Regions from separate parts of the Homo sapiens genome. Here region 1 is linked to region 2. A link is an interaction called in ENCODE POLR2A ChIA-PET data of the cell type or tissue named here. Cell type or tissue: MCF 10A. All regions are shown on one strand.

What was found. Peaks named below come from ENCODE experiments on the same cell type or tissue, not always from the same donor. Only the 100,000 strongest peaks of a DNase experiment are listed, where the experiment ranks them.
Region 1: POLR2A ChIA-PET joins it to region 2 with 5 read pairs; 6 of 35 experiments call an interaction of 5 or more read pairs at or near these places.

The regions. Positions count from the first base shown.
Region 1 is chr4:101,355,575-101,359,574 of GRCh38, reverse strand. No RefSeq gene overlaps it. Among named protein-coding and RNA genes, the nearest start is that of PPP3CA-DT, 9.8 kb to the right of the region's middle. In MCF 10A, no CTCF peak of the experiment used is centred here; DNase peaks (open chromatin) are centred at 2,404 and 3,064.
Region 2 is chr4:101,230,333-101,234,332 of GRCh38, reverse strand. The region is part of intron 1 of PPP3CA (protein phosphatase 3 catalytic subunit alpha); the gene reads left to right. Among named protein-coding and RNA genes, the nearest start is that of MIR8066, 8.5 kb to the left of the region's middle. In MCF 10A, no CTCF peak of the experiment used is centred here; a DNase peak (open chromatin) is centred at 2,052.

The DNA.
Region 1 (4,000 bases), 130 kb before region 2:
CACAGCAAAATTGAGAGAAAGGTATGAAGATATTTCATATACCCACTGCCCCCACACATGGATAGCCTCCCCCACTGTCAATGTCCCCCACCACGGTGGTACAGTGCTACAACTGATAAGCTACATTGATACATCATTATTACCCAAAGGCCATAGTTTACATGAGGGTTCACTCTTGGTGTTGTACATTCTGTGAGTATGGACAAATGTAGAATGACATGTACCCACTGTTATAGTATTACACAGGGTAGTTTCACTGCCCTAAAAATTCTCTCTGCTCCACCTATTTATCTCTTCCTTCCCGCTGACCTCTGACAATCACTGATCTTTTTACTGTCTCCATACTTTTGCCTTCTCTAGAATGTCACATAGTTGGAATCATACACTATGTAGCCTTTTCAGGTTGGCTTCTTTCACTTAGTAATATGCATTTAAGTTTCCTTCATGTTTCTTTATTGCTTGATAGGTCATTTCTTTTTAGTGCTGAATAACAGTCCATTGCCTGAATGTACCACAGTTTATTTATCCATTCACCTACTGAAAAACATCTTGGTTGGTTCCAAGTTTTAGCAATTATGAATACATTTCTTTATTACTTACTACCCTTCGGTTGTACATAACTGAAATTCAACCGAACTCCAGCATAAAATGCTAATGAATTATAAGAATGTTGTGGGGGTCTCATGGACCCCAAGGGCTGTCATGTAGCTGGGTCGTGGGAACACAGTGGGATCAGGAAATGGAATACCAGCCGTCTTCCTTCTTTCATCTTTGCTTGCTCTTTTCTGCATGACTGATTCATTTTTTTTTTTCTGTAGAACCACCTTCTCTTCTTTCCTAATCCATATGGTAGAATAACACGGCTGCTGAAAGCTTCTTAGTATCAGTTTGACCTGTTTTCCAGAGAAAAGACTGAATTCAGTTTTCCAAAGAAAGAAATATCATGGGAAAAGAAGGCAACATGTATCCAGTCTTGATCTATGGTACTATAACCTTTAGATGGGGTCATGTAGAATCATGTGGATAAGTCATCTTTGAAATGAGGCTTCTGAGCAGACAAAATATCCAACATACACCTAATGCCTTCCCAGCCTGGGCAGAGGGGTACTGCAAATATCTGGGACAGATCTCAGTTCTGAGTTGACTCAATATACTTCCTGTTTTAGGAATATTTTCATTTTACCTATCAAGGAATTAAATGCTATATTCCGTGAGTTAAGAATTTCGGGCAATGGAGGGTACATCATTTGGGGATTAGAAACAGGGAAGGAATCTGCCCAGGAAATTCATCATCCTTATTCTTAGGATGGTAAATTCATTGTGGATGTGGGAGAAGGAGAGTAATCTGAAGTGAGATAAGAAGAGATTATTGTTTTTTCCCCACTGCATCTTTAAGTCGGTGATCTGGTCATTTTCCTTGCACCATCCCTCTATATCCAAGTGGCTATCAATTCTGACTAGCACATGCTCTCAGTGCCTCAACCCTGAGCCTGTCCCAAACTTTTCCATTTCCACAGCAGCTCCCTCTGTGCTTGTATCTGCATCTTTGTCAGACCACTGTCCTCAGGCTTCCTTGGCCTTTGCCCAAACGTGGAGAGAGCAGGAAGTGCCTAGGAATTCGTATCTCTCCGAGGCAGTCTGATCACACAAGCCTGGTGGTACAAATACTCAGCTCCCTGCTCCCTGATGGGAACAGCTCAGAGGTGTGACTTATAAGTCTCCAGAGGACCCCCACAGGATTGGGCCAAAGTTAACCATCTTTGCTTGACATATCACCCTTGCTTGGCTTTCTTCCCTTCCCTGTCACTTTTCCTGCTTCCCCCCTGGTTTTTCCTTGGAACACTTTTTAATAAATCACCTTTATATGAATATTTATCTCAGGGTCCGCATCTAGGTACTCCAACCTTAGATAGCTGACTATGCATTACAATTACACGGGAGGTAGGTAGTATATATTTAGCAGAACAGAAATTCTTAGGTCATGAATGAGGAACAAAAAGTAAATTTTTACCCAAAAAATTTTAATTAAAAACTTTAATTTTTAGTAATATGTTTTGTGTGTGTGTGTGTGTGCGCGTATGTTCCACAGTAATTCCAGGACTAACTGTGGCATGTGAAACAGATAAGACAAATGTCCTAGTCACTGGGTTGTAATGAGTAGCATATGGGTCCCACAGGATTAGATGGGTTATTTAGATACGCTGATTGGCATTATTACCCTTTATAAATGTTTGATCTCTAATTTCAGACATGTGGGAGAATCACATAACTCTGCCTCCCTTGAAATTAGGTTTAGCCAAATGATGAATTCAGCCTATGGAATGTGAGTGTGGTCATTCATGAGTATCACTTCCAGGCAGAAGCATTTGATTGCTAGGGCTTAGACCTTCAGCCCTCTCCAGCCCTGTTGGGTGACTGTGGAACCAGGTGTTAATATTTGTGCTATCTGATTGTAGGAGGCTGGAATGCTGAGTCAGCCTGGAGGGCTGCCCAGACCTGCAGAGAAATTCAAACTTTTGTTAAGCTACCAAGATTTTCCATTTTTACTGCAGCATAGCCTATAACCTGCCTGATGATGACATGGCAATAGGCATGGAGAATATTCAGTCAATAGCTCAAAAATTCCCCAAGACTGCCTAGTCAGAGTCTATCTATCCCTCTTTCCATCCATACTAATTTTTCTCCTTTAATTTTTTTGTACTGAGTGTGCTATAGAAACAATGGTATGGGCAAGGATGAAGGTAGAATATGGTCATTGTCTGCTGAAGAAGAGCATTGCCATAAGCACCAGAATCAGTAGGTGAAAACTTACAGAGGGCGTAAAGTAACAATCTTAGTGGCTCTTTTTAGGGGTCTTTGGTTGTAAGGAACATAACACTCAAACTAGCTGTAGAAAATAGGGTTTATTGTAAGGGTATTGAGGGGTTTATATATCCAGAAAAAAATTAAACAATGATGCCTTGGAAGGACAAAAAGAACACAGATTTTGAAATGTCTCTTTCTGCTCTCTCCGCCCCTGTTGAATCTGACCTATTACCCCTCTACCCAGAATGGCTTCATCTGTTTACATGCCTTGCACATGAATCATGTGCTAGTGGCTACGTTAACCCCAGCCTGCATTTCCCTTTATTCAAACAATAACCGTACACTTTCCTTTGAATTTTAAGGGCAAGCCCTTCACAGAAGGCATCTGATTAATCTAGCTTACTTGTGCAAATTAGATTAGGGAAGTTAAAGGTTACCAGCCCATAGGTACCCCCTAGTCAGATGTTCATCCACCCTAGTCCAATCCCCTGTAATGGCAGTAATTAAACCTGTGACCTGATGATCACTTGGCAGGTGAGGCTACTGAGGCATTTTACCTACAGCAGGGATATGGGCAGGACGGGCACCCTAAAGCATATTAACACAATTTCTAAGACAGACTAGATTTCTTTGGGCTGGGCACAGGTAACACCCTGAAATAGAGAGGGAAACTCTTTTGAGGACTGCTCCTAAACAACCATAACCCAAACCGTATCCACTTCCTCTCTGAAAATTGCTGCTATCTGTCCTAACTTATCACCAGGGAATAGCTTAGATGTTGCAAGCAAACAATAGAACCCTTTGTGTATTTGGAGAAGGAAGAAATATGAGTAATACTGTGTCTTCCCTTGGATCTATATAAGTAATTATTCTTACAGTACGGATGTGTGAGAGACACACCTCGTGCTAAAAACTAAACTCCTGAATTCCATCTGTCATCCTCAAGGCCTGAGTCCACTCTCTACGAAAGTTGACTCTGTAACTTTAAAAAATCTAAATGTGAAATTTTAGTTTTTCCTAAAAATATTTGAAATGCTTATTTAAACTATTTAGAAGGTTAGAAAAACTAACCCAGACTAACATTGTAATCAAATATTTGTTTTTTTTCAACAAACATATATTAAGCACCTGGAATATGGTAGGCATGTTACAGGCGATGGAAATTCAATTGGGAACAAAACAAAGTCCCTGCTCT
Region 2 (4,000 bases):
ATTTCAGCTATTGTGAAAAGCAGTGAGGCAGTTCCTCAAAGAGGACTACTGTTTGACCCAGCAATCCTATTACTGTATATACCCAAAGGAATAGATATTATTCTACTGTAAAGATATATGCACACATATATGTTCATTGTATCACTACTGAGAACAGGAAAGACATGGAATCAACCTAAATGCTTATCAGTGGCAGATTGGATAAAGAAAATGTACATATACGCCATGGAATACTGTGCAGCCATAAAAAGGAATGAGATCATGACCTTTGCAGGAACATGGATTGTGCTGCAGCCCATTATCTTTAGCAAACTGAAGTGGGAACAGAAAACCAAATACTGCATTTTCTTACTTGTAACTGGGAGCTAAATAATGAAAACACATGGACACAAAGAGGGTAGCAGCAGACAGATGGTGAGAGGAGGGAGAAGATCAGAAAAAAATATCTATTGGGTATGACGCCTCCTACCTGAGTGATGAAACAGTATTAACAAACCCTAGTTTGTGTAGTATGTCAAACCTTCGTGACATGAGTTTACCTATATCACAAACCTGCACATGTACCCCTGCACCTAAAATAAAAGTTAAAAAAAAAAAAAGACCTGTAAATTCCTAGATTAGGACTAAACGTTTTCATTTGAATTAAATATTTAATCATGTTGTTTTATTTTTATTTCATTTTATCTTTTTTTGTGACTTTCAGTATCACACATAGAGGCCAGTTACCTTGATAATAGAAAATGAAAAGTAAACATTATAGGCTGAATTCCTTATAGAAGTGAATTATCAAAACCATTTTAAGGTTTATTTACATTTTCCTTTAAAAATGCGAACAAAATAAACATTATCCTGAACTGCTACAAGAAACCAAATTGTTAAATGCATTTATTCTCTCTTTAAAATGTTAATGACTTAGTTTCACTGTTGTGTAAAGAGTAATTGAAGATCTAAGTTTCAGCTTGCTATGTCAAAGAGCGAGCAGTTGGTTCCATTTGCCCTGGACTTTTGTGGATTTAGCACTAAAAGCCCTGCATCCAGGGAAACTTTCTCCTTAGTCCCAGGTAAAGTGTAAAGTAGGATGGTTGGCCACTCTAATGTCAAGCTGAAAATTCTTCTTACTAGTACACTCTTCCAATCATGTGTCTAGACAGCTATTCTTTGTATCTGTACATTTTCAAATTCTTTCTAATATGAAGTTTTCAGAAATTAATTTGTTTTATACTTTAGGTGTAGTGTCTTATAGTTTTCCTATGAGTTAGGTGGCTTTTCCTTTGAAAATGGTTACAGATTAAAAAACAAAGTAAAGCAAAATCTCATTTGTATAGTTCATATTTAGATAATTAATTTGGGTAGATAGCAGCCTAATATGTAGAAATGAAGAAGTTATTTTAATAAATACTAGTAAATCTGTATGGTGTTTTTCATTTATTACTGATAATTTCTTTTTCTGTTGTTAGAATACCAGAATATAGACCATTAAAAATGGAAAAACATCAGTTTTAAAAATTGACATTTTCAGAATAAAAGAACAAAAAATAATAATAGTATGTTTTTATTTAAGGTCATGAAACTAATTTAAAACTCAAGAGTGTTAGGAAGGAGGTTTTATATAGAAATGGAAATGCAAAGAGATATTCCTTTTTTCTACAAAGCTGATCTGTGGTATGACCATAAGCTAATTGAAAAGAAAGCATGTAAAATTAAACTCATAAGTGTTTGGTTTCCATGTGGTCAGTCATAAGGTATTGAGACCAAAACCTGACTCATGTATGAAGGAACTAAAGGTGGTCAGGTTCAAGGCCTTCCAACTAGAGATAAAGCATTTATTTCTATTGCATATACTCTTGCTGATTTTATTTTGTCTCTTAGCATTGTCACTTTGTGTGAAGTAGCTACAATTTTTTTTTGAAGAAAATAATTCCAACTTTGCCCAGTGGCCAAAAATTATACTTTAACTCCTGACAGACTATATAAAAAAATGTGTGCCTCTGGTCCCAGGAGGAACCAAATGGCTCAGTCAGCACAATTCATCATTACTACTGGCAAAAATAACTCAGCATGCCTGCGCTGCTTGGTGGTGAGTCAGTGGCATCATATTCATATACTGACAGCAATTTTTTTCTTTTTAGGAATTACCCTCTGTATCCTGAGCCAAAACACAGAGCAGTAAGATTAAATTAGGTATCAGTGTTTTAAAGAGCAAAGGCTGATGTTATTTTAAATTATTAATTCATTTTAAAAGGTCAAGTAGGGTTTAGGTGCTGAGGTGATGACAGAGGTCAATTTGATGATGGTCTTGATCTTGGGGAGCTTATATCTTATAGAAAATATGAGATGTACTTAGGTAATATTTTCAGCACAGAATGCTGAGTTACTGGTAATATTCAGTGGGAGTTCACAGGGAGGAATGAGAATGAATACTTATGATTGGGAGGGTTTGTTTTATTTATTCAGCAGTTTGAATACTACTGTGTTTTAATAGGAATTTTTAACAAGGAGATTTAATTGTAGCTCTGACTGATCCAATAGTCCAGCAGAAATTTACTGAACAATCAGAATAAGTGAGATATTTAAATGAATAAGAAATCACTAACATACATTTTGTTTCATAAGTTAGTCATGATCCCATGGAGGGACACAGACAAATATCAAGTATTTGCAGCAAGATATGTGTTATAATGCATTTGTAAAGGATACAATTTCTTTCTTATGGTATATATTTGCCTTAAGCATTTATATGTATTTTTTTCATCAAAGCCTTCTATAGTCACTTTCGTTCAAATTGGAAAATGCCCACCACATTCTCTCATTACAAAAGCTAGTCTTCATTTGTCAAATCAATAAGTCAAATGAGACTTAACTTGAGTAAGAAAAAGTATGACTTCCTTTTTCAGTTTAAATAAACTAACTATACCTCCTTCCCTAGCATCTCATTTCTGATTCCTAATTCTAAGATAAATGGACTCATTGATAAATAGTCTGACTTACAGATAAAATCATGGAGTCTGTTCTCTAGTTAGCGGCCTGATAAACTAAAAACTGCTGCCTTCCCCATTTCTTGCTTTGCTCTTACAGAATTCTCCCCCTAGAGGAAAGCTCTCAGTTGTCTCCAGTTGCTTGGTGCTCAGGAGTTTTTAAGCCCTGGCCAGTGCATCATTGTAAGATTTGTAACCTGGAGAAGATCATTTGTGAAAGAGCAAGTGGAGGTGGGAAAGAAGAGTGGTCAAAAAGAGCATTCTGAAGGAGGTAGTTGTAGGAAAGAGGAGAATTGAAAATCGTGGATCTGGAAATTGATTCCTGTGAAATCATCCATACCCATGTGTACCCTGGAATGACTTTGCATTTTGAAAGTGATTCATGAAAGACAGATTATGAGGTATGAGTAAAATTTTCCTAGATGAGGAGGGAAAAGGAGACAGTTAAATAGTTCAGAGAATACACAGAAAGTCTTGAAACGATTGTGATGTATTCAGGAAAAGTAGAAATCCTCATTGTGTCTTCAGGATAGAGGTATGATGTAGGAGTGGCAGAAGGTGAGACTAGAAAGCAGATTGGGTTCTGTTTGTGAAAATCTTTGCGTGCTATTCTAGTAATATGTAATTTAGACTTTACCTATGCAGGCAGAAGGAAGACACAGTGACCTTTTAGCTCGGAGGTGCTATTACAGGCAGGTAATTTATATGGCAGAGTAAAGGATGGAGTGGGTAAGTTGGGAGATGAGACAGGAAGCAGACACACAGTTGGGAGGCTTTATTCATTTTTTATTTTATTTATTTATTTAGTTTGTTTGTTTATTTATGTATTTATTTATTTGAAACGGGTCTCTCTCTCTGTCACCCAGGCTGAAGAGCGGTGGTGTTATCATGGCTCGCTGCAGCTGTAGATTCATACATTTAAAAATGAACAATATTTTCCTCCACCTCTGAAATTGAGATGCAATTGATGATAAGTTATAAGGTTATTGGTGATTTTTTTTTATTTTAAAGATACAAAAATTAAT